2 separate regions of the Homo sapiens genome follow, and region 1 is linked to region 2. A link is an interaction called in ENCODE POLR2A ChIA-PET data of the cell type or tissue named here. Cell type or tissue: K562. All regions are shown on one strand. Links, peaks and the distances in the headings refer to the core of each region. The heading gives the core; the rest is flanking DNA.

What was found. Peaks named below come from ENCODE experiments on the same cell type or tissue, not always from the same donor. Only the 100,000 strongest peaks of a DNase experiment are listed, where the experiment ranks them.
Region 1: POLR2A ChIA-PET joins it to region 2 with 6 read pairs; 6 of 35 experiments call an interaction of 5 or more read pairs at or near these places.

Annotation. Positions count from the first base shown.
Region 1 is chr20:3,893,631-3,901,696 of GRCh38, reverse strand. All of the region lies in intron 1 of PANK2 (pantothenate kinase 2), which reads right to left. Among named protein-coding and RNA genes, the nearest start is that of PANK2, 8.3 kb to the right of the region's middle. RefSeq lists an enhancer at 3,855-4,084 and a silencer at 5,101-5,395. In K562, for the core only: no CTCF peak of the experiment used is centred there; no DNase peak of the experiment used is centred there.
Region 2 is chr20:4,062,120-4,074,176 of GRCh38, reverse strand. No RefSeq gene overlaps it. Among named protein-coding and RNA genes, the nearest start is that of RNF24, 53 kb to the right of the region's middle. RefSeq lists enhancers at 1,726-2,225, 2,226-2,727, 10,044-10,932. In K562, for the core only: no CTCF peak of the experiment used is centred there; a DNase peak (open chromatin) is centred at 5,286.

The sequences.
Region 1 (8,066 bases), core at 5,436-7,935, 170 kb after region 2:
TTTTAATCCAAGAGCTTTAAGAAATAAACAAAAGTACTGACTTTTACAAAAATAAGCAATCTGAAACTAAAATACTTACATGATTTCGACATAGGAAGTTGAAGAGGGAAGAGAAGGGAGAAGGAAATGAAAGCAAGCAGCAGTTCTGTCTTGTTGGAAAAGGGAAGAAAAGATAGATTCTGATTAATTCTACACAAGAATATAGAAGTGATAGTTTAAATGTGTCAAAATTTAGAGGTAACTCCAGAGGAGAAAAAAAAAATGACTTTCACATTAGAAAAAAAATAAAGCAATCAGTTCAAAAAAGCTGATTGACAAGAAATGGGGAAAAGTACAGTAAATACAAAACAGCCAGGTGTGGTGGCTCATGCCTGTAATTCCAACACTTTGAGAGGCCAAGGTGGGTGGATCACTTGAGGCCAGGAGTTGGGAGACCAGCCTGGACAACACAGCAAGACCACATCTCTAAAAAAAAATTTAGGTATGATCACGTGCACCTGTAGTCCCAGCTACTCCAGGGGCTGAGGCAGGAAGATCGCTTGAGCCCAAGAGTTTGAGGCTAGTGAGCTGTGATACAGCCACTGTACTCCAGCCTGGCAGCAGAGCAAGATCCTACCTCTTAAATAAATAAATAAATAAATAATAAAGCCTGTAATCCCAGCACTCTGGGAGGCCAAGGCAGGTGGATCACTTGAGGTCATGAGTTCGAGACCAGCCTGGCCAACATCGTGAAACCCCCATCTCTACTAAAAATAGAAAAATTAGCCAGGTGTGGTGGTGCACACCTGTAACCCCAGCTACTCGGTAGGCTGAGACAGGAGAATCGCTTGAACCCAGGAGGCAGAGGTTGCAGTGAGCCAAGATCGCACCACTGCATTCCAGCCTAGGCGACAGAGCAAGACTTCATCTCAAAAAAAACTTAAAAATAATTTAATAAATAAATAAATGATGGGAATGACTGCACTTATCAGTAATCACAAATAGGTCAAATTTCTCTTCTAGACTGAAGAGGAAATTCTGTGAGCTTAACCAGGAATTAGGAGAGAAAAGGAGAAATTCAAGTATATGTTGATGTAAAAAGATACCTCAAACAAGATTATACAAGTAAACTGAAGGAAAAATGGTAAATCACCCACAATGGAGTCACACCATGAGGAGGAGTTGAATGCTTTGAAAGATGAAAATGGCATTTAGTCAAAAGTATTACACATTATAAAAATGTTAAGCACTCTTAAGCACCTCACTAGAGATGAATACTAGATAGAGCAGCTGATTTACATTTAAGAGCCATAGTACAGTAAAGGTCATACCTTGTTTCAAGACCAGTGTTTCATTTGGCAAAGAGCTATGCTCACATTACAAGAGGTGCCCCTCCAGACAATCACGCCCCTTCCTTTCCCTACAGGGGAAAGGAGAGTCACCATTCTCATCCCTATACTCACTCATAATCATATAGTTACTGACGGAAACACTGGGTAGAATCGCTGGCACCATTCACTTAACTCACTTGCTGAATTTATACACTTGAATTTAAATGACTAAAATAAATGCCTGGAGAATGCTACTCCACTGTATCAAGCAAATGTTAACAGCAAGCAGATACAATACTAGCAGACCAAACAACACAAACAAAAAAGCATTAAGAAGGGACAAAAAAAAAACTCTCTCATGTGCATAAAAAGTACAACTGATGGGCCAGGCACAGTGGCTCACGCCTGTAATCCCAGCACATTGGGAGGCCGAGGCAGGCGGATCACGAGGTCAGGAGATCGAGACCATCCTGTGAATGGTGAAACCCCGTCTCTACTAAAAATACAAAACATTAGCCGGGCATGGTGGCAGGTGCCTGTGGTCCCAGCTACTTGGGAGGCTGAGGCAGGAGAATGGTGTGAAGCCGGGAGGCGGAGCTTGCAGTGAGCCAAGATCGCAGCACTGCATTCCAGCCTGGGCAACAGAGCGAGACTCCATCTCAAAAAAAAAAAAAAAAAAAAAAGTACAACTGATGAATGTAATAGCCATGTTCCTTATGCACATAACACATACTTCGAAAACACTAACAGAGAAACTGACACATCTACAAGTCAGTATGAGAATGACACAGACCTCAGGAATTTGTAGATTGCACACACACCTACAAAATTATGGTAGAAAGAGAATTTTAATATCATGGCTAATAAGGTGGATCTAGTAAACACAAATAGAACTCTGGGGAAAAAAAAAAAAAACAGCCGGATGTAATGGCTCACATCTGTAATCCCAGCACTCTGGGAGGCCAAGATGGGTGGACCACCAGAGGTTAGGAGTTCGAGACCAGCCTGACTAACATGGTGAAGCCCCGTCTCCAATAAATACAAAAAATTAGCCGGGCATGGTGGCACATGCCTGTAATCCCAGCTACTTGGGAGCCTGAGGTAGCAGAATCACTTGAACCCAGGAGGTGGAGGTTGCAGTGAGCCTACACTACATCACTGCACTCCAGCCTGGATGACAGAGCGAGACTCCATCTCAAAAAAAAAAAAACCCGGCTGGGCACGGTGGCTCACGCCTGTAATCCCAGCACTTTGGGAGGCCGAGGCAGGTGGATCACGGGGTCAGGAGTTTGAGACCAGCCTGGCCAAGATGGTGAAACCCCGTCTCTACTAAAAATATAAAAAATTAGCCAGGTGCAGTGGTGGGCACCTGTAATTCCAGCTACTCGGGAGGCTAAGGCAGGAGAATCACTTGAACCCGGGAGGCAGAGGGTGCAGTGAGCCGAGGTCGCACCACTGCACTCCAGCCTAGACAACAGCAAGTCTGTTTCCCAAAACAAACAAACAAAAAAAAACACTCAAGACCAGCAAGACTGTTTCCCAAAACAAACAAAACCATGCAAACATTCCTTTAAAAACCCATAAAGCACTCACAAAAATTAACTGCACTAGCTTAAAGAACTTCAAATTCCAAAGAACAAGTCACATTCACTTACTGCAAAACTTCAAAATTAGAAATTAATCCAACAAACAAAGAAATAAATCTATCTACTTTGAAATTTTTAAACTATTAACTCTGGGATTAAAAAGGAAATCAAAACAAAATTTATTTTTAAATGAATGACAGTGAGAATACAATATATAGAAACCAATAGGATATACCCAAAGTAGTACTTAAACGGAAACATCTAGCCTTACATATTTATTAAATATACTCAGCAAGAAAGCCTAAGGGCGAGGCAGCTCATGCCTATAATCCCAGCATTTTGGGAGGCCGAGGCGAGTGGATGACCTGAGGTCAGGAGTTCGAGACCAGTCTGGCCGACATGGTAAAACCCCATCTCTACTAAAAATACAAAAATTAGTCAGGCATGGTGGTGGGCGCCTGTAATCCCAGATAATCAGGAGGCTGAGGCAGGAGAATTGCTTGAACCCGGGAGGCAGAGACTGCAGTTAGCCAAGATCGTGCCACTGCACTCTAGCCTGGGTGACAGAAAGACTCCATCTCAAAATAAATAAATAATAAAATAAAAAATGGAATCTAGTTGTACAGTAAAATTAATAGGCCATAGCCAAAAGAGATTCTTCTCAGTAATGCAGCAATGGCTTTTACATTAGAAATTCCAATTAGTAAGATGAAGGGAAAAAAATCATGATTATCTCAACAGATTCCAAAAAACAAAATCCAATATAACCAATTAAAACCAAGAGGTTTTTTTTTTTGAGATGGAGTCTCGCTCTGTTGCTCAGATGGAGTGCAGCGACAGACCTCAGCTCACTGCAACCTCCGCCTCCCAGTTGTTCAAGCGATTCTCCTGCCTCAGCCTCCCGAGTAGCTGGGATTACAGGCTCGTACCACCATGCCCAGCTAGTTTTCATATTTTTAGTAGAGACAGTTTCACCATGTTGACCAAGCTGGTCTTGAACTCGTAACCTCAACTAATTCGCCCACCTCGGCCTCCCAAAGTGCTAGGATTATAGGCGTGAGCCACTGCACCCAGGTTTTGTTTTCGTTTTTGTTTTTTTGAGAGACACAGTCTCACTCTGTCATCCAGGCTAGAGTACAGTGGTACAATCACCAGGTTCAGGCTCACTGCAGCCTCAACCTCCCTGGCTCAAGTGATCCTCCCACCTCAGCCTCCCAAGTAGCTGGACTACAGGTGCAGGCCACCACAACCAGCTAATTTTTTGTAGAGACGAGGTTTCACCATGTTGCCCGGACTGGTCTCAAACTCCTAAGCTCAAGCGATCCACCCGCCTCAGCCTCCCAAAGTACTGAGATTACAGACGTGAGCTAACACATCCAGCCTAGAGCTCACTGATAAGAGAAGGCCCCTGCCTTCTAGTTAGTGAGTCCTGGCCATTAATTTTCAGATATTTCAGTCTATTCACAGCCCTTAACATATTTCCTGATATTAAGACCTCCAAGGTACTCAGTCTAGACAACCTATACTTGACTTAGGCCACATTTCAAAACGTATGCAAAGCACAAGGTCCCATAATAGGTCTCAACGACTGAAATCCTTTAAGAGTGTGGAAAAACAAAGTTTTTCCTCTGCTCTCACACCACAGCAACGATCAACACAGAAGACTTCTGTGAGCCCACACACAAAGCAAGTAACCAATTCTGCAGCACTCACCAGCTGGGTGCCCTCCAATGCAATTCCAACGACTATGTACCTGGAGATAGCATCATATGCCACAGGTCGAGGGCTAAGTCCCTCAAGACTGCTCCTCCACCACACCTCTGCCAGACACCAGTTGCCAATCTGGGCCTCCAGAACTTCTGATCAACTGGCTTCAAGTTGGAGTTTGCATGACCCCTCTTTGGTTTGGATTAATTTGCTAGACTGGATCACAGAACCTAAGAAACACATTTACTGGTTTATTATAAAGATATTTCAAAAGATTCAGAGGAAGAGACGCATAGTACACAGTATAGGGGAGGGACACGGAACTTCTGTGCTCTCGGGCACTGCACCCTCCTGGAACCTCTTGTTTGGCCATCCAGAAGCTCTCCAAACCCTGTCCTCCTGGGTTTTTAATGGAGGCTTCATTAGTAGGTATAATTGATTAAATCACTGTCCACTGGTGATCAACTTAACCTTCAAGCCCCCACCCCTCCCCAGAGGCTGGAGAGGAGTGAAAGTCCCAACCCTCTAATCCTGTCTTGTTCTTTCCATGACTAAGTCCAGAGGCTTCCAGCCATCAGTTAACTCCTTAGCACACAAAAGGACATCACTGTGGAGTTTCTAAGGATTTCAGGAGTTGTATGCCAGGAAATGGGCAAAAGACCAATATATATATTTCACAACATCACACTTTCCAATGGGAAATACATAGTTCAGTAGGCTGGGCATGGTGGCTCACGCTTGTAATCCCAGCACTTCGGGAGGCCAAGGCAGGCGGATCACGAGGTCAGGAGATAGAGACCATCCTGGCTAACATGGTGAAACCCCGTCTCTACTAAAAATACAAAAAAAAAAAAAAAAAAAAAATTAGCCAGGCGTGGTGGCGGGCACCTGTAGTCCCAGCTACTCAGGAGGCTGAGCCAAGAGAAAGGGCATGAACCCAGGAGAAGGAGCTTGCAGTGAGCCAAGATCGCACCACTGCACTCCAGCCTGGGCGACAGAGCAAGACTCCGTCTCAAAAAAAAAAAAAGAAACACACAGTTTACTTTTAAAAGTGTGCTCAATTTTCCAATATTATGAACTACACTTTTACCAGACCACAGATGGTTAATGACATCGCAAATCCATGTCTAGGCTGTTCTAGGAAAGCAATATCTTGGCCTAACATTGAAAGAGGTACTTTAATAATTATTCTTATTCCCAAAATAGTTTTAAACTCAGGGACTAGATACTTATAAAAGACCACATACCGTAAAATCAGCAAATTCAACAACAAATTCTACATTCAGGAAATATAAACACACAAAATGTAACGAACTACTAAAAAACTGAGATGGGTTTCATTTTTAGAAAGCAAACTTTAAGCCGCAATTTAGAAAAGTTTTCACATCCCAGTCAGTCTTACCTGAACAGTGCCTGAAGATACCCCAAATTATGAACCTGAGAAAAGCTCACAAGGCTACAAACTTTAAGTCCAAAAAACATCACCGCTCTTTTAAATAATCAAAATAGCCATTCTTTTCATTGCCTGATGCTCTACAATAGCCTAGTCTATCTTCCTCCTCCTATTTTTTGAAATGTTTTGAGAAAAAAAAAAAGAAAAAAAAAAAAACGGAGACAGGGTCTCCCTCTGTCGCCCAGGCTCGAGTGCAGTGGCATGATCATAGCTCAGTGCAACCTCAATCTTCCGGGCTCAAGCAATCCTCCGGGCTCAAGCAATCCTCCTGTCTCAGCCTCCCAAGTAGCTGGGACTACGACCATGTGCCACGACATTCTGCTAATTTGTTTATTATTATTTATTTATTTATTTATTTATTTTATTTGAGATGGAGTCTCGCCCTGTCTCCCAGGCTGGAGTGCAGTGGCGCAATCTCGGCTCACTGCAACTTCCACCTCCTGGGTTCGAGTGATTCTCCTGCCTCAGCGTCCTGAGTAGCTGGGATTACAGGTGTGAGCCACCATGCATGCCCTTTTTATTTTTGGAGAGACGAGGTCTGGCTATGTTGCCCAAGCTGGTCTTGAACTCGTGGTCTCAAGTGATCTTCCCACCTCAGCCTCCTACAGTGCTAGGATTACAGAAATGAGCCAGCATACACAGTCAGCAAAATATTTTTAACAACATACATCTCTTCCTGCTATGGTCTCCCCAGATAGAAGGCAGGGACACCAACACTAAACAACCATATTATCCAACTGCATGATTCTTACACATGGCCCCTAAAGTAATATACTGTACCATTTTACACAGCTGCATAAGGGGACGATTTTTAGTCCCTGCTTATTGCTTAGTATTTATTATATATCTAAGAAGACAGGCTGTATTTACTTTGGTTCCACTTAAAGTTGATAAACTGGCCAGGCACGGTGGCACACACCTGTAGTCCCAGCTACTCAGGAGGCTGAGGCAGGAGAATCACTTGAACCTGGGAGACAGAGGTTGCAGTGAGCCAAAATCCTGCCACTGCACTCCAGCCTGGGCGACAGAGTAAGACTTCGTCTCAATAAATAAATAAATAAATAAAAAGTTGATAAATCAATAGGTTAAAAAACACCTTCAGGCCAGGTGCGGTGGCTCACACCTGTAATCCCAGCACTTTGGGAGGCTGAGGTGGGCAGATCACCGGAGGTCCAGAGCTCAAGACCAGCCTGACCAACATGGAGAAACCTTGTCTCTACTAAAAATACAAAATTAGCCAGGCGTGGTAGCGCATGCCTGTAATCCCAGCTATTCGGGAGGCTAAGGCAGGAGAATCACTTGAACCTGGGAGGTGGAGGTTGTGGTGAGCCGAGATCACGCCATTGCACTCCAGCCTGGGCAACAAGAGTGAAACTGTCTCAAAAACAAACAAACAAACAACATCTTTTCGGTCAGGCACGGTGGCTCACACCTGTAATCCCAGCACTTTGGGAGGCTGAGGCAAATGGATCACCTGAGGTCAGGAGCTCAAGACCAGCCTGACCAACATGGTGAAATCCCATCTCTACTAAACACAAAAAATTAGTTGGCCATGGTGGTACATGCCTGTAATCCCAGCTACTTGCGAGTCTGAGGCAGGAGAATTGCTTGAACCCAGGAAGCAGAGGTTGCAGTGAGCCAAGATTGCACCACTGCACTCTGGCCTGGGCAACAAGAGTGAAACTCCTCTAAAAAAAAAAAAAAAAAAACAAAAAACAAACAAAAAAAAAACTCCCATCTTGCCTCTCCCAATGGGCCACAAAGCTATAGCAATCTAACATTTTTCCTCAGCTCCCAGGGGTCAATCCGTCCTAATTCCCTGAAGCTGAAATGCTGAGCCTAATAAAGGCAGCCTAACAGGGCCCCGGCTCCAGTTCCATACTGCCAACAGCAACGCTCCTCGGAAAGCCAAGAAAAAATGATCCATTTTCTAGGCTAGTGTTGTCAAGCTACAAACAAAAACTGTATTATGAAGGTTAGATTTGTAGGAGTCCAAAATCAACAAGCCCC
Region 2 (12,057 bases), core at 3,970-6,469:
TCACCAAGAAAAGTGGGCTCTGATGATGAAAAAGAAGCAGGGGGGTCCCTACTCAAAATTCATTTGTTGGCCAGATACCGTGCTCACACCAGTACTCTGGGAGGCCAAGATAGGAGGATTGCTTGAGGCCAGGAGTTCGAGAGCAGCCTGGGCAACACAGTGAGAGCCCGTGTCTCTACAAAAAATAAAAAAATAAATTAGCAGGCATGGTGGCATACCCCTATAGTCCCAGCTACTCAGGAGGCTGAGGCAGGAGGATCACTTGAGCCCAGGAGTTTGAGGTTACAGTGACCTATGATCATGCCACTGCACTCTAGCCTGGGTGACAAAGCAAGACTCCAAGAGTGGTTTACAATGTTCCAAAACAGATGATCAAGTCAGAGAGAGGTAGTCAAATAATTGAGTATGTGGGTTGTTAAAGCAACATTGATTCTTGCTGTCACATTGTCTCTTAAAAAAATAATAAAAATAAAATCCATGTATTGAGAGTCCAAAATTCCTCTATGGAAGCACAAGCTGCCTTTGAGAACTGGAGGATATGGATATGTCCTGCTTCCCTCCATCCCCAAGAACAGCTCATAGAAATAGGAAAGGGGTACACCCCCATACCCCTAAGTCTTCCAGACTAGAGACTGAGCTGGTGGCATAGGGGAAGGACTGGGGTCTGAGGACCTATACTCTCAGCCTAGGAGCCAGCTCCTTAGGGAAGAGCCCAGAAATTAGAACTCCCTGCAAGCTCAGATGGAGTGACCTGTTCATAAAGCACATGGCCAGATACTAAAGTTCCTTAATAGATGAACGGTGAGTCCCACTCCCTGACCTGGGAGGCAGGAGAGGCCTCATGTGACCACAATTTGGGGACTGGCATTGCCTTGGCTTCATGGCACAGAGGAGACCCACACACACTCCTTCCCCTGCCAGGGAGACTCCAGGCTGAGAAAAGGACAAGTCCTCAGGTTTGAAGATGTCTCCTCATCAAAATACTTCTACATCACTCTTCATTTTATCCTTGACACACTAGCTGAGAGGCTGCCTGGAGGGTCCTGGGCCCTTGTTTTAGGGCACATAAAAATGAAGACCTCATCACCAAGGGAAGGCCCCTGCATCAGGTCTAACTAACCTGCACCAAGCCACGCCGCACACCAGACCACTCCAGCTTGACCACTGCTCCTCTGCCCAGACCCTTGATGAATAGTGCAGTCTTCTGCAGCGACTGCCACTGTTACAGCTCCACTGGCCCCGCAGCCGCCACACAGATTCCTCCAGGGATCCTCAGGACTCAGTGCACCAGAATCTCAAGGTTCCGTGTGTGTGTGTGTGTGTGTGTGTGTGTGTGTGTGTGTGTAACAGAGGAGGCATGGCTGCATTAACCCCTGTGGTCATCAGCCAATATGGCCCCCAACGATTCCCTCCTTCTTGTACCGTTTCACACTGACACCATAGGCAAGTTTTAAGTGCTTTTTTTCTGCAACTCATCTCAGCAAAGATAAATATCATTGCCTCTTATTCTAGGACATGGCAGGCTGCAGGACCCCAGTTGCACCAAACTGCCATCCCCTCCTGCCTGGTTTCCCTTCTTCATGAACCGATCAATGGGCCATAGCCAGGTTGGGATGCATGTCTTCCACAGGATGGGAACTACCTCCAGCTGATCAGGTACATGGCCTTGGAAATCATCCTACACTTTAGAGTCAACAAAGGCTGTTCCCATATGTGCCCCGAGCTCCTCCAGGTTTCTCCATCCTATGGACACAAATGAGGTGGCATTAACAGGGAAAACACACTTTATGGGCTTTTGCCCCCGTCCACAGACTAAGGGTGCTCCAGGGCCCCTCGATTTATCCCAGTTATTTCTGAATAACTGGGATATCTTACATCTGCTTAGCACGGGTCCCCTCCTAGAGAGCTATGGCCTTAGAAGCCACTTGGGGGCAGTACCTCACCACTGCCCCTGCCAGAGTGCCCTGATGACCAGCACTATGGACCCTCCTAAATTCCATCTGTTCTCCCCCTATAGCCTCCAAGTTGGCAACCTGAGACCGTAGTAGGTCTGCGTATCACGCAGAAATGGGAGAAGGACCCTTGTAACGGATTCTGTTGGTGCCCTGCCCAGATTCCTCTCCTTGGCCACTGCACCCACCCACCAGCTATTGCTAAGATCTCCCCCAAAAAGTAATTGACACAGAGGTGCAAAAAAATCTGTCCTGCTTACCCCAACGGGGGACAGCTCAGTGGCCGATCCACACCCCAGAGCTTCCCCTGGATCAGGCTGAAGTCAGACCCCAGCTGAGACCACTTCATGCTTAGCATCTTCCCTGCCCTGGCCTGCTTCATTCCCTCCCTCTTATGTCTCTCTAAGAGTACTCGCTCAATAAATCACCTGCTCAAGAATCCTCAGCTCAGCCTTTCACTCTAGAGAAGAAAACATACCCTTCTTCCCAAGTTTGTGTCTGGAACCCTGTCCCAACCTTGCTTCGGCCTCAGAATCTCGTGAAATCAGCTCCTGCTTCTGCCTACAACCCTCTCTGTGTGCCCTGGGGGCAGTTACATGGAGACCCGATGAGAGAACAGACACCCCTCTGTGTTTCTCCACTACACTCCTCATTCCACCCTTCTCTCCCCCAGGAGCCCACCCACCAGCCACCGCCTGAGCCCTTTCCCCACTGCAAAGCTGCCTTCCTGCCAGATTCCACCCCCAGGACTCCCACTATGTATGGTGAATGTATTTGACCTTCAAAACCATTCTGTTCCATCAGTATTAAGTCTACTATTTTTTCTAGTGGAGAAGCCAGAAGCAATTTACTGCAAAGCCAATGCAGCTTAAGCTCACTTGCATGGGCCCCTTCCAAAGCCCTGCAATTTCGTAATCATAGTTTTTATTCTTCTGCTTGAGGAGGGCTCCCAAATTGTATCAGCCTCAGGCCCCATAAAACCTAACTCTACCCTTGGAAAAATGGAAGCTCTGAAAGGTGAAGTGATTTGTCCCACGACACAGGCCTGATGAGCAACAGAAGCAGAAGTTGACCCAGGTTTGCTGCCTCCCAAGTTCTTTTCCCGTCCTCCATCCTATGATCCATCCCTGCAACTCCCCTGGGCCTACTGCAGCAGCCTCCAGGATCCAGCCCTTGGCTTCCCTCTACCTCCAGCACATAGCCTTCCCAGTTGCCAGCCATCAGCCCCTCCTCTGCTCTGGCACAGTATTGTGGGAGCTTGGCAGGCCAGAGTGGGTTTGGCAGAGCTACATTTAAATATCAAGGTAGAAGAGTGTCTGCATGTATACCATCAATGGATGCAGACACCCACAGAGCCTATGGTAGCTGCAAGTTGCCCCTACATTTGCCTGTGTTTTCTCCATCAGCTGAGTAGCAGGCTGTTAGGATACCTGTCTTGGGAGCACTGCAGAAGTTAGACTGTGTATCAGTTAGCTCTTGCTGTGTAACAAAACATGCCAAAACTTAGTGGCCTAAAACAACAACTATTGATTTAGCTCACAGTTCTGCAGGTCAGCAATTTGGGCCATGCTCTCCTGGGCAGTTTGATCTCAGCTGAGCTCCCTTTGGGCATATGCAGTCAGCTGCCAGGTTGGCTGGGAACTGGAGTCAGCTGGTACATCTCATCTCTGTTCCACAGAGTCTCCCATCCTTCAAATCAAGATCGTCTGCCTGATGGCTTGGCAGAATTCCATGAAAGCAAATGGATTTGAGCAAGGCCTCTTGAGGCCTAGGCGCAGGACTCAACAGCTTTACTGTCAGCACATTCTATGGCCCAAAGCAAGTGACAGGCCAGCCATGATGGTTAATGTTGTCATCTTAGCTGGGCCATAGTGCCCAGGTATTTGATCAAACATTATTCTGGATATTTCTGTGAAGGTGCTTTTTCTTTCTTTATTTTTTTTAATGCAGTTAACAGTTCAGTTGGGGACCTTTGAGTAAAATAGATGACCCTCTATTAGGTGGTTGGGCCTCTTCCAATCAGTTGACAGCCTACAGAGAACAAAGACTGATCTCCCCCCAGCAAGAAGGAATTCTCCAGCTGAATGCCTTTGGACTGAAATGACAACTCTTCCTTGAATCTCCAGCCTGCCAGCCTACTCTGCAAATTTTGGACTTACCAAGCCTCCATGATTACATGAGCCAATTCCTTAAAATAAATGTCCTTCTATATATATACACATCCTGTTGGTTCTGTTTCTCTGGAGAACACTGACTAATACACCAGCCCAGATTCAAGGGGTGGGGAACACACTCCACCTCCTGATGGGAGGAATGGCAAAGTCACATTGCAAAGCATGAGGGCACAAGGAGGGGACTAACACAGTCACCTCTGCTCATGAGCGACCACAGGCTGGCTTTAGGAATGGGTGGGTGTGGGCAGGGTAACCTGCAGCTCTTGGTGTCCACCTTTGAGCATCGAGCTTCTGCTGGGCCAGCCAGGTGGAATTCCCAGTCATCTCCACCTCCTTTTTGGTATCAAAGACTGGGAAGAAAACTGTTTCCACGACTCTGTGAGCAGAAAGGGGGGAACCTCACAACTGGATTTGAGAGTATGTCTTTGCCCTCAAACTAGGGGCTTCCTGAGGCTGTGCTCTTTTCTACCATCCAACTCAGGACTCAATGTAGAATGGAGGCTGGGCATGGTGGCTCTGGAAACTCTAATACCGGCATTGTGGAAGGCTGAGGTGGGAAGATCACTTGAGGCCAGGAGTTTGAGACCAGCCTGGGCAACATAGTGAGACTCCCAGTCTCCACAAAAAAAATTTAAAACTTAAGTGTGGTGGTGCATGCCTGTAGTCCCAGCTACTCGGGAGGCTGAGGCGGTAGGATCACCTGAACCCTAGAGCTGAGGCTGCAGTGAGATAGGATCCTGCACTCCAGCCTGGGTAACAGAACAAGACCTTGTCTCTGGGCAAAAACACGAAAAACCCTATAGGCTGGAGGAAGCGTTTTATTCCCCCTACAGGACCCAACAGGTTCTGAGAGCAACCAAATGTCTAATTCTCCCACGTGTCCCCCAAGATTGTTGACACTCTAGCTGGGACATACGGGGCCCCCATAAGTAATTCCTAGATGAACACACACAGCCTTCAGTGCTGAGGCCTGAGACATCTGCTCCCAGCTATGCAAACAGTCCCACGTCACAACTAACCATGCAAGGGGCAGGGGGCTCAGACTTGCCCAGCCCACCTTTCGGTCCTCTGGACTGCCCTCCATGCTGGCTCAGTCCTGTTCTGTCTACCTCTGCTCAGCACGCCTTCCTCCCACACAGCTTGACAAGTTGGCCACCTCCCAGCTCCCCACCCCACCCTGTCTCCTGCTTACCCTCCTCCCCATGCTCTGCGAGTCTTACATAGTCTTACACTTGGTAAGAAGCCAAGCCTTGCCACATGTGCATGTCCTGCAGGCTTCCCTTCCTGCAGGTATGGCTTTGGGCTCTGGACTCTGGGTAGACCCAGGAAGTGGGGGTCATCAGGGGAGACAATGTAGCAGGCAGGCATGTAGGGCAACCAGAGTCAGCCTATGAGATACCAAGGGCAGGTCCTCTTATGCCCAGAAGATTCATAACAACGGCATAAAAAATAGTGGAAGACCCTGGACCCACATGCTCTGAGCTCCAGCCCCTCATTGTCACAAACTGCAGTGTGATTTGGGACTGTCACTTTGCTTCTCAGTTCCCCCATCTGTCAAGTGGAGATGATAACCATTGATAGTGGATCCTATAGGCATCCTGCTCACTCCTTGAGGCCTCACCACCTCAGGGAGCTCCCGCTGCCTTCCACCTGTGAATCTGCATGTCTGCACCTGAGAGCTTTCTTTCCTAAACTGCAGAAGGCCAGGCAGCATGCTGGAAGTGCCAGGGAATTAACAACCCTTAGCAGAGCCCTTCTTCTAGCTATAACTCACAGGAGTTGATGGATAAATACCCCAGCTCCCTCACTCCTCAGGCAAGATAACTCTGGGGCACGTGTTCTACTCTGATGCCCAGATTTCCCCCGCAAGACTGAACTCCAGTTGCCCACAGTGGTAACTAGCTTGATAATACACCCCTTGTGGGCTGCCTTCCTTCCCCATTTCACAGAACTACTTGTGTTCAAAGCCTTGTCTCACGGTCTGCCTCCAGGGCAGTCCAAACTAAGACATCATCCCAGCCCTGTCGCAACACCATTAGCCCGTGTGTGATCGAGATGATGGCAGAGGCTACCAGCAGGTGTTTGAGCCCAGGGCTGGGTGAGGGTCTTCCCAGCCCTTATCTCTACTCTGGACCCACAGGAAACTCCACAAGAAAGTGTCAGAGGATGTTGGTGGGACTTCTTCTGTTGTCCTGGAATGGCAGCCAAGGCCTGAAACTGAGGTCAGGAGATGCTTGGGACCCATATTCTAGAATGAGCAACATGTGAGTCACCAACAGCTGAGTGCCCAACTCCTCCTTTAGTGAGAGGCAGTGCAACCTGCTCCTCCATGCATTCCACCCAAAGAGAGGACTGGGGAGGGGAAAGGCGGGCCATAGTGAATTTCATTCTCCAGGATGACAGGATTTCCCTCTGTCTCCCTGAAGCAAGGGATGAAGGGATTCCGAGCTAATCAGAGGAATAGTCAATGTGCCCAATTGCACATCCCTCCAGACCAGGCTTAGACCTTTTGTTGAGACCAGCTAATTCTGTGTCCTGTGCATTCTACAATTCTAAGTCCCTCCCTTCTGTCCACTATGATGACCAACAACTGGGCTCTCATCGTCTCCCACCTGGTAGCTCCAGCAGTCTCCTCTCCAGCCCTTCTGCCTCTCTCAGCCTCTTGTCTGTTCCAATCCATCCCTCTAAAGTGGATCTTTCAAAACCAGGCTGGCAAACTACAGCCCATGAACCAAACACTGCCTGTGGCCTGTTTTTGTGTAGCCTATGTGCCATGAATGGTTTTTACAGTTTTTACATTTGTTTTTAAACAAAACAAAGAAAACTGTGTGACAGAGATGTTTGCCAGCCTCTGTTCTAAAGCATAAATCTCATCCTGCTTAAAGGAGTGGCCTCCCTACCAGCCTCATCCCACACCATTCACCCCTACACACCCTAAGCCTGTCCTCTGTGTCTGATACACCCTCCCTCCCTCCCTGGTATGCCTGGTCAACTACCTACACTTTCACAGTCACTCTAAATATCCCTTAGGCCTAGGCTTATTGGCCTCACATCATGCTTTGACTGCCCCTGCTCTGAGCTAGAGGGCAGAGGTTGGCCCCCGCAGGTTCCTGTATAGACTGGATGACAGCTGATTTTGACCAAAAGGTGGAAGATGAAAGAGCAGGAAGAAATGAGATTCTTCCAAGAGTCTCTGACCCTAGCTGGGTCTATCCAGGGCTCCAAGCTCCCAGTAGGTACATCCACCATGGTTCCAGTCCTAGCAGGTGGTGATCTGAGAGCTCCTCACCGCTCTCCTCATCCTACCCAGGGTGATTGGTAACAGCTTCCTGCTGTTGCTAATCTCTGGGTTGCATCTAAGTAACTTCTCAGCTCTTCCATTACCCACGTAACCCATTCCCTGCGTGTCATTACCCCTCTTTAAACATTGGCTTTTGGCTTTTGTTTTCCCCGTAGGACTCTGACAAATATGCCTTTTTTTCAGGTATCCCCTGACCCCTAGATTAGCTCAGGCCCCTACTACTGCCCAATGACATCGTTCACTCATTGCTTCAATAGGTTATTTATTGGATGCCTATGGCCAAGGGTCAGCAAACACAGCCAGCTGTTTTGTAAATAAAATTATATTGGAACACAACCACACCCATTCATTTACATATCGTACAGTTGCTTTCAAAGGCAGAGTTGAATAACTGCACCAGAGACCCACATGTGGCCCATGACACCTAAAATATCCACTCTCTTGTCCTTTTCAGAAAAAGTTTGCCAGCCCTTGTTTTAGGTACCCAAAATGTAGTCCTGGGACCAACAGCAACTTCTTCACCTGGGAGCTCGTTGGAACCACAGAATCTCAGACCCACAACGAGACCTGCTGATTCGGAGTCTGCATTTTTACAAGGTCCTCAGTTGATGTGTGTGCACATTGAGGTGTAAGAAGTGCTGCCTTAAGAAGTCACCCCCTTATCATAGCTCTCATCCCATTCATTGGTCATCATTAACAAATTAATTTTTTTGTCTTCCCTTCCAGAGGCAAGAGCAAGGATTATTAGTGTTGGTCTTCTTCGGAACCCCAGTGCTGATAAGTTGGCTGGCCCAGAGAAGACGAATGCAGTGACCCTCTGACAAATATATTGTTGAAGAGAGTCATGGAAGCTGAAGGAAGAGAGAGTTTCAAAAACAGCAGTTACCGTTTTTCACATATGAGACTGGCAAAGATAAAAAAGTTTGTTAACACACGGTGTTGGGAGAGCACAGGAAATAGGCTCTCTCTCACATGTTGTTAGCACAACCTCTCTGGGGAGGTAAGTTTGGCAATATTCATCAAAATTACAAATGCACAGACTCTTTGACCCTGCATTTCCACTTGTAGGCCTTTGCCAAGTGATTAATATATGTACTGCACAAGAGCAAAAGGTTGGACAAAACCAAGTATTCATCAACAAGGAATCTGCTTGGTAAGTTGTGGTGTATAATAAAACTGTGCAACTTTAAAAAAGAAATCCATCACTGAAAAATATCTGAAAAATTAAAAAAAAAAAAAAAAAGAAGGAGCCAGTGCAATCTCCAAGGTACGTTGCATAATAAAGAAAGATGTGTACTAGTACACATCAGATAATAACCAAAACAGGGCAGGGAGACAGAAGAGGAACTATATATTTGCCTGTATATTCATAAAATGTCTCTTAAAGGATGTACACAAAAAAACAACAACACTGGCTGGCCATGGGAAGGGATGGCTGGGTTGCTGGGGGCAGGGATATGAGGAGACTTTTCACTACCTACTCTTTGGTACTTTTTGAATTAAAAACAGACTGGGGAAAAAAAACAGGAAAAGCTACAGAAAATACAAAATGTGTACAAAAAAAATACAGAAACGTACACACACAAAAAAATAGAGGAAAGTAGAGGCATGTTTTAGACGTCCAGTCTAGAACCTTCCTACTCAAAATGTAGTCCACAGACCAGCAGCATCAGAATCACCTGAAAACTAGTTAGAAATGTAGAACCCCAGGCCCTACTCCAGATAAACTGAGTCAAAATCTGCATTTTTAACAAGAGCCCCAGGGAATTAGCGCAGGCGTTACTAACTGTGACACACCGATCCAGGCAACCAGAGAACTCACTTGTAGCAGCTCCACCTGGTTTCCATGGTCTGCTACTAATAAAACAGCTGCCTTTCCCCCCTAACTGGGGCTCTGTCCCGGTGAGACATCAGGGCCCAGGCTGTTCCCATTAAGGGGCAGGTTTCCAGCAGCTCCTCCCAGGCCCTGGCTGGCCCGAAGCCCAGTGCCCTGGCGGGTCCCCAGCCAAGGAGACAGCTCACTTCCTCCTTCTGGAGCCGCTGGGACTGCTCAGAACGGAAACATTGGAGAGGTCTCCACTCCCCCAGATGTAAACTCTTTCCAACACGAATAAAGATGTATGTGTCTGGCTCAGGTTTATTTATAAATGGTATTTATCTATCTGCCAGGACCTCTGGGTACCTGGTACCTGACCTAGTGGTGGAAGAGAAGTCAGCGGAGGGGTAGCAATGGGCAGGCCCCATTGGAGAAGGAGGGAGAAAGAAAGGCCAGGAGCTGGGCTGCTGCCTCTGCATCCTTGATCCTCTGGAAAAACTCCAGGCCACATCTGGAGGCCACATCTGGAAGCAGTGACTCTGCTGGACTTTTCAGAGCAGCAAGAAGGAGGAGCGAGGGAGGAGTGGGGAGCTGCACTGACGTCGGTCCAGACCACCCAGGACTTTGCAATTGGAGGACTAGGCAGGGAGACTAATTTTCCCACCACCCGACTCCCAACTCTCTGACCCCAAGGACTGGGCAAGCACAGAGCCAGTCATGACTGAATGCCCCCCACTGCTGCTGTCCTGAACTCCCCATGCCTCAAGCCGGAGGGACTCTGTACAAGCCAAGCCCTCTCTGTTTCTGGATCCTTCTATTCCCACGGCCTCCTAACAGTTGCAGCCTCTCCCACAAACAGAACCCCAGGTCCTCCTCTTCTCCCTTCACATTTCCTCCTAGGTCCCTCATCTGTGTGGCTAATGTCTCTTCAATTTAAAACAAAACCATAAAACCACTAAAAAGTGTACAGTCCAAAAGAGTTTACAAAATGCTTCGCCACAGTGAGCCCTATTTCACTCCCTCCCAGCCCTGCAAGGTTCGCATTCCTACCCCTACTCTGCATAGCAGAACACTTAGTGAGTGCAGGAAATGCTAATGGGCTTCACAAGACCTTTCAGCCTGTAGGTAGCAGAGGCCTCTGGACTCAGGTGCACACCTGGGCTGCCGTCTGCCAAGGCCTCAAGGCCTTCTCAGTGCAGGACTCCACATCAGACAGGCCTTGATCCCATCAGCCGCCTGCTGACATCTCCAGTTCTGCGAATGGTTATGTTCCTTGCCTGGCCCACAGGCCCCAAATTCAGATACCTATTTCCTCCCCATCCCCTCTATTGTTCGCCACCTCAGGCCTACCCCATCTCAGAGTCTGGGCAAACATCCTATCCCTATCTTCCCAAACACTACTGTCATTGTTTCCCAACCAGCCCCCCGTCCCTGGGGCTTTTCTCCTAGTATTTCATGTTCCACAGCTGCCCTCAAACCCTCCAGGATAGACTAATTACAAAAGTGGCCCCAATCCCCAGAGTTCAAGGCCAGCCTGGGCAACACGGCAAGACCCCACTCTACAAAAATAAAAATTAAAAAGTTAGCTGGGGCATGGTGGTATGCCTACAGTCCCAGCTACTCAGGAGGCTGGAGTGGGAGGATCACTTGAGCCCAGAAGTTTGAGGCTGCAGTGAGCTATGATTATGCCACGTGCTCCAGTCTGGGAGTGAGAACTTGTCTCTTAAAAAAAAAGGAGGTGGGCCACAGTGATTCCTCTTCCTGTAACCACACCCTTTGCAGTGTGACTTTGTATCTTCTCCCATCAAAAGGCACAGTCTATTCTCCTACTCCTCGAATCTAGGCTGGCCTCATGAGTTGCTTTGGCAGTTCAAATACGGTAGAAGTGAAGTGGTAGAATTGCCCATTCTGAGCCTAGGCTTCAAGATGCCATATGCATTTCCTCTTCTCTTGGAAATCTGTCTTGCCACCATGTAAGTAAGCCCAGGCTAGCTTTCTGGAGGATGAGAAACCATGTGGCCCAGGCACCCCCATTGGCCCAGCCAACAGTCAGGCCAACCAACCATATGATGAGGCTGTTCTGAATCCACCAGCCCCTCCACCCCCTGCCAATCAGCTGACTGCAGATGCATGAGGAAATTCCATGATCAGCTAAGCCAGCCCAGACCAGAAGGACCACCCAGCAGGCCCATAAATGAGTAAGAAATAATAAATGGTTGTGGTATTAAATTACTAAATTTTGAGATGGCTTGTTGCACGGTAAAAGCAAACTGGTACACCCTTTGTCCTCTATTCACAGAAGTCCTCTTAAGGACTTCTGAGGCAAAATTCTTCATATTCAAACCTTCCTAAAGAAGTTGCTCTCTCAGTTTCATTTCCCACAACTTCTCCGAAACCTGGTTGCCACAACGTCCCCTGAAATCTCTTGTTCTTTCCATCCTCAAACCTTTGTTTATATAAGTCTTTCCTCCTCTCATTGCCCCTGCCCCTACCCTGAATACCATCACCCTCCTTCCTCCACCTCTCAAAATCATGTCTTTAAATCCCTGACTGTGGGTCTACCTCACTGTGAAGGGTTTCTTGTTCCAACTCCTTTGACACACTTAGTCTCAAACTTTGCTCTAATTTGCTGTGCTTGCCAAAGAAGCACTTAATCATATCTTTATCCTGCCTTGTTTTATCCTGCATTGGTTCATTATAGACCAGGAAGGGCAGCTAAATTTGACCTCATATGTCTCCGCAGACAAGTTAGTAGAAAATGCCTAGAGAGCATCTGGCATCTGCTAGAAAGACTGCCATGATTGATTCATAATG